2 separate regions of the Homo sapiens genome follow, and region 2 is linked to region 1. A link is a loop called in an ENCODE intact Hi-C map of the cell type or tissue named here. Cell type or tissue: CD14-positive monocyte. All regions are shown on one strand. Links, peaks and the distances in the headings refer to the core of each region. The heading gives the core; the rest is flanking DNA.

Evidence for each region. Hi-C counts contacts between places; a loop is a spot of excess contacts. Peaks named below come from ENCODE experiments on the same cell type or tissue, not always from the same donor. Only the 100,000 strongest peaks of a DNase experiment are listed, where the experiment ranks them.
Region 2: a loop joins it to region 1, with 8 times the contacts of the local background. A loop is called at or near these places in 51 of 110 quality-filtered maps.

Annotation. Positions count from the first base shown.
Region 1 is chr20:59,086,660-59,089,574 of GRCh38, reverse strand. No RefSeq gene overlaps it. Among named protein-coding and RNA genes, the nearest start is that of SLMO2-ATP5E, 45 kb to the right of the region's middle. In CD14-positive monocyte, for the core only: CTCF peaks have their summits at 1,328 and 1,534 (motif pointing left); a DNase peak (open chromatin) is centred at 1,544; H3K27me3 peaks cover 249 bases.
Region 2 is chr20:59,206,283-59,209,197 of GRCh38, reverse strand. It overlaps ZNF831 (zinc finger protein 831), which reads right to left. Exons shown (of 6, transcript NM_178457.3): 4 at 2,142-2,293. Among named protein-coding and RNA genes, the nearest start is that of ZNF831, 44 kb to the right of the region's middle. In CD14-positive monocyte, for the core only: CTCF peaks have their summits at 1,026 and 1,225 (motif pointing right); a DNase peak (open chromatin) is centred at 1,247.

The DNA.
Region 1 (2,915 bases), core at 264-2,763:
AGGCAAATGATAAAGCTCTGTGAGCACTACAAAGTCAGATTGTCCAAGGCAGACTGAGACAAATGTTTTGACTGTTAGGAAGAAAACCAATCCTCAGCGCTGGACATGGTACACCCAGAGAAATGAGGAGAACAGACACAGACGAAAGATGGACAACACGGGTCCCTCTTCGCTATTTGAGGCAGTGAGGACACATGCATCTCAGAACCAAGCCATCAAAGGCTTAGCAAAGTGGGAAGACACCAGGGGCCACCAAAAGATCAGGGTGTGTGACTGGCATCCAACAGGAAAGCAGGAGGACCTGGGAGAGTGGACTTTAGGCCCAGGACCCGGTGAGCATCCCCAGTGATGGTCATTGCCCTCTTTGCCCTTGACCTTGGCTTCCCCAATGTATCACTCATGACAGGCTTTCCCCAAAAAGTGTCAGTTGCTATCAACCTGGAAGGAGAATGCCTGGTTTTGCACCTTGGAGCTCCACTTGACTGTGAATGTTGAACTAGGATGAAGGCTTGGAAAAATGAAAATCCAAGTTAGAGGTATCCCAGGACTGGAAGGGAACACTCGTCCTTTGTCAGAATAAATGAAGATTCAGAAGGATTTTTACCATTGAAAGATGAACTGAGGCCGGGCACAGTGGTTCATACCTGTAATCCCAGCACTTTGGGAGGCTGAGGTGGGTGGATCTCCTGAGGTCAGGAGTTTGAGGCCAGCCTGGCCAACATGGTGAAACCCCGTCTCTACTAAAAATGCAAAAATCAGGCAAGTGTGGTGGTGCACCCCTGTAATCCCAACTACTCGAGAGGCTGAGGTGGGAGAATTGCTTGAACCTGGGAGGCAGAGGCTGCAGTGAACCAAGATCGTGCCACTGCACTCCAGCCTGGGTGACAGAGCGAGACCCCGTCTCAAAAAAAAAGAAAAAAAGAAAAAGAAAATGAAAGATGAACTGAAATTAGGAAGAAATTTAACAGGCATGAACATAAAACCCTGGATCTCTGTTATTTGTTTTAATACAATAAAGGATAACAGAAACTTGATAAAGGGTATGAAGCACCCACTATGTGCCAGACATTCCACAGGCATTATCTCAACTCATGTTTATAAACTCAGCTTGCAAAAGTGGCAGTTAGGGAAGTTGGAGCCTGAGGAGGTCAAGCCATTGGCTCAAGGTCACATACTCTGAGGATGAAGAAAAGAGACACTAGATTCCCAGAACTCTAATATACATCCTCTGGTTTTCCATAAACAGTTCTTCGGGGAATAAATCTTAACCTAAGCACAAATTCATATGAAAAAGATCCAGGGCTGCACTTGACTATAGGTTTTACAAAACTTTGTAGCTTGAAAGCTATATTAATTAAAATACAGGTTCCTAAATCTAAGGGACATAACCATCCCACTGGGATGGATCTGTTGGATCATTGGCAAGGAACTGAAAGCCTCAGAGTTGATTAATCAGTTTCAGGATCTCTCCAAACACGGCAAAGAATCTTTACCAATCCAGGAATCTTAACCAAGAACAACCCCTAGGGAAAGCTTAGAAACAAGGCGCCCCCTGGTGGTCCTTCTGACCGGGGCGATGCATGGGTTCAGAGCATTCTCCCAGCCTATGAGATGCTCCAAGCCATTCATTTTACCTCTATTTTTAAATTTTGTTTTGATCACTGCAATTATTTTCCTCTTAACTCTTATTACCTATATCTTGTATTTTAGAGAACATTTATTATGTATTTATTTACAGTTGCATCCCAAATTTATAAACTGGTAGAATTCGCCTGTAAAATTGAAAGTTCAGCTCTCTACCATGAGATGTTGTCTTCTCATTAAAAAAAAAAAAAAAAAGTCAAGCAATACAGGCACATCTCCCACTCAGTATAGAACTTTCTGAACTTAATTACCACTGTCAGGATGCCTTTGACAAGAAATGTTTACTTCACAGAAAAGAGGGCGAATGCATTCCGAGCAAGGTTAATCGTTTTTTGTGAGAGCCTAAGTTGTCCTAGCAGCCTGAGGGTAGTCTTCAGCTTTGAATAAGTGTCTCATTATTTATATTACCCATTTTTTGTCCTGTTTATTCTCCGCCTCGTTTATTTTTGTGAAAATAACTTGCAGAGTATTTAGTTCTGATGAGTGATTTTGCTTATTTGTTTTTGAGCATTAATCAGCCACAAGTTCTAAAATAAACACCTAATTTATTTTGACTGTAACAAAGCAAAGAGAAACAAAATTAATTAATCTGCCAATTCGCTATCACGGTGGATATTAAAGTACATATAAATCATCACAATTCTGAATGATTCTACAAGCCAGAGGTTGGCAAGCTTTTCTGTAAAGGGCCAGAGAGAAAATATTTGAGATTCTGGGGCCAGAAGATCCTGCCGCAGTGACTAGACTCTGCTGGTACAACACAAAAGCAGCCAGAGCCAATATGTAAATAAGTGGGCATGGCTGTGTTTCAATAAAACTTTATTTACAAAACAAACCAGCGTGCCAGATTTGGCTTGTGGGCCATAGTTTGGTAACCCCTACAATACTGAACAGTAAATCTCCATCAGTGCCTTCCATTTTGGAAAACACTTCTGGAATTCACATGCTAAGAATGGCTAGTAGTAATACGGAGTTCACAATTCCGTTCTTACTATACGAGTATTTATGTGATATTTTCTGGATTATTAAGGAATATTTATAAAGAAATGTATGAAATCTTTAAATTGTGATTGCATCTGAATAAGTCATATCAGTTACATACCTTGTCACATGGTACACAAGTCACCTTTACAAATCAATAGCAAAACTCTACCAGCCCATTTTTTAAAATTACTATCTGCCTAACTTCCTAACAGACACTAAAATGAATACAAACAGCATTCTCTACTCACAGTAATTCACGCTGTCCCAGGCATACAGTCTGGTTGTTA
Region 2 (2,915 bases), core at 256-2,755, 120 kb before region 1:
TGCACCTTGAATCTCACACTGACAGACCGTCGACATCCTAGACAGACAGACACGAGATGTCCCGGGGAAGCAAACAGATCTGCCAATGTCGTTCCCGGTGGCATCTGAGCTAAGGGGTGGACAGTGGGTCAGTCTGTCTGTCTTTGTCCTGTACCACATTTATCGAGACCAGGGGTCACCTTAGTTCCCCTCCCTGTCACAGTGCCGAGTCCAGTGCCTGGGGAGCTAAGCAGGGAGGCTGACGGGGAGTTCCAGGAGCAGCTCCATTTGGCTGTCCTTAAGGTGCTGGGAAGAGAGCTGGTGGTAAGCTCCTCCATGGGGGCAACTGGCAGAGCTCTGGCTGATTCTGTTGGATTCCACCAGTGACCATCAGAACCTCCCAGGTAGCGGGGGCTACCAGCTCTCTGCCAGCGTCTCAGCAGGGGTTCCATCCAAGCTCTACCCCATAAAGGAAAATTCAAGAACTGGAGCTGATGGGGGCAAAAGTGAGGGAAGAGTCCATGGGAACAGGGAACGAGGAGTCAGCCAGCAAGTACCATGACCCCCGAGGCTCACTTCGTACTTGGAGTTCCCATGCCTCTGGAAGTCACCCACACACACACAATTCTGTGCACAATTCCCAGGTACCCTGAGTTGGCACTTCAGAGGGTGCTGGGCTGGACCTGGATTCCCAGCTGTGGGTTATACATTGGAAAACTCTTAAGGAGAGACGAGGGGCATCCACAGGGCACCTGGAGAGCACAGAGGTGATATCGATGGCACCTGTGCCTGTCACAGGACGGCCCAACGAGAAAGCAGAGAGTTGCATGGTCCCCTGGCCTTTGCATGGGGGAGACATCCTCTTGTCCTGGTGGTACAGACCAGCATTTAGCCCTGAGATGCCCTCCATGGGGCGTGGCAGTATCAAGCACAGCCCAATGGGCAATTTCGCTGGATACAGAGGAGGGAGATGGAGGTGAGGTTGAGAGCCACAGATGAGGAAGAGAGCTCAGAGCCAGCTTCTTGATGGAATTTCCACCTACCCAACCCCCTGCATCCCAGCCTCTCCCACATGGGGCTTGACCCTTGACCTTCCTTAACAAAAACAACCTTTCTTCTTCAACAACTGGCCCCAACTGTAAGATGAATTCTTGCCTGGATTTAAATTCTCTCTGGGAAACAAGACTACTCCATGTCCTTGCCTACCCTGGAAGGCTCTGGGGGTTGGGGAGCAGAGGTGTGGGGAGAGCACTCAAGTGCCATCTGCCTGTAGGGGGCACTGGAGCTACACAAAGGTGGAGGCAGAGTTGCCCCAGCAAAGGATCCCCCAGGGCCAAAGACCTCAGGCATGAGACAGAGCCAAGGGTTAGCTCTTGAGCCAAACAGACAACAATGAACCACAGAAGGATGGTAATTCAGGCACTGCTGGCCAGATGGGACCCTGCAGCATTTCCCACAGGGTATTCATTTTTCCCAATCAACAATCAAGCAAGGCTAAGGCTGAGCTCCTTAATGCTGGGGAGAGGGGAGAAAGGAAGAGGAAATTGAGATCCAGAGAAGTTGAGCCATTTGCCCCGGTTGCCCAGTGATTGCAGCTTAAAATAGCCATTTTTCCAGGAAGCAGCCCCACTTAGTTCGCCTTTTATTTATTTCCAAGCATGGTGAAGAGTGTGCCTCTTACCACTTCACATGTAAGCAATGTACCCTGCAGCCTCACATAACTACTCATCTTTCTATTTCACATGGGCTCTTAAGCCCATCCACAGACCCACTTTAGCTTTACAATGACCCTGCAGAGAGAACTGAGTGAGCTTTCTTTTTAGAAATAGTGAAACTAGAGGCACCAAGAGCTGTGATTCATGTTCTCCTGGGTCCTGGAGGGAACCTGCACCTGGTTCAGAGCTTGGCACAGGTGGCCAGTACTCAAGGATATTGGTGACTTCTCAATATTGAATTCTCCGTCTTCTACCACATGCCCTCCCCACTAGTTTAGGGTCACTTTGATTGTCTCATAGACGTCATGCCTCTGTTACTCTCCCTTTTGGGCCTGACCCCTGTGGCACTTGGGGCTGACTCCTGCCCATCCCAAATCCCCAGTGTCTATGCCTTGGGCGGGTGCCTTCGAGTGCCCAGTCTGGATGCACCTCCAAAGAGAGCATTACCTGCTATTTCTGAAGAGGTCTGCCCAGGGGTCCTGCATGGCTTCAGTCCCTCAAGTGCGGGAGGGTGGCGGCTTCTTCTTCGCACCCAGGTTGGTGTGCGAAGTCTACTGGCTCTCAGCTGAACACAGCTCTGCAAGAAATTCCCTTTGTACCTGTAGAAGAGAGAAGCATGCTTGCAGTAACCAGCCTGGAGAGCACATGCCTGGAAAAATCTGGAAAGTCACTGTGGGGTGCCCAGGAGAACACGGGGCTCAACCTCTAACTAGCTGGTCAGCTCTGAGCAACTCCTGATCCCTCCATACCTCATCCCCCACCTCCCCAGGATAATGCGCCTAGCTTCAGAGGTTGTTGTAGGAACTAAATGAGGTGGTCACAAAATGCTTCCCAGGATGCTTAGTCATAGCAAGGGCTTAGTCAAGGATAGTTGCTGCAATTAGGTTTTAAGCTACGTGGTCTTGACTACTTGCTTCACAGACTGTCCAACAGTTTATTCTTCAATGATGGAAATGTTCTGTAATCTGCATTGACAAATACAGCAGCCATTAGGCCCATGTAGCTATTGTGCATTTGAAATGTAGTTAGTGTGTCTGAGAAACTGAGTCTTAAATTGTATTTCACTTTAATGAATTTAAATAGCCACGTGTGGCTAGTGACCACTGTACTGGACAGCATTCTTCATAGACCTTCCATCTGGAGGAGCCCTACTGGATCATCTGATTTATTTGTCTTCAAATAAATTTTCTTCAAATAAGATGTATTTGTCTTCAAAACAAA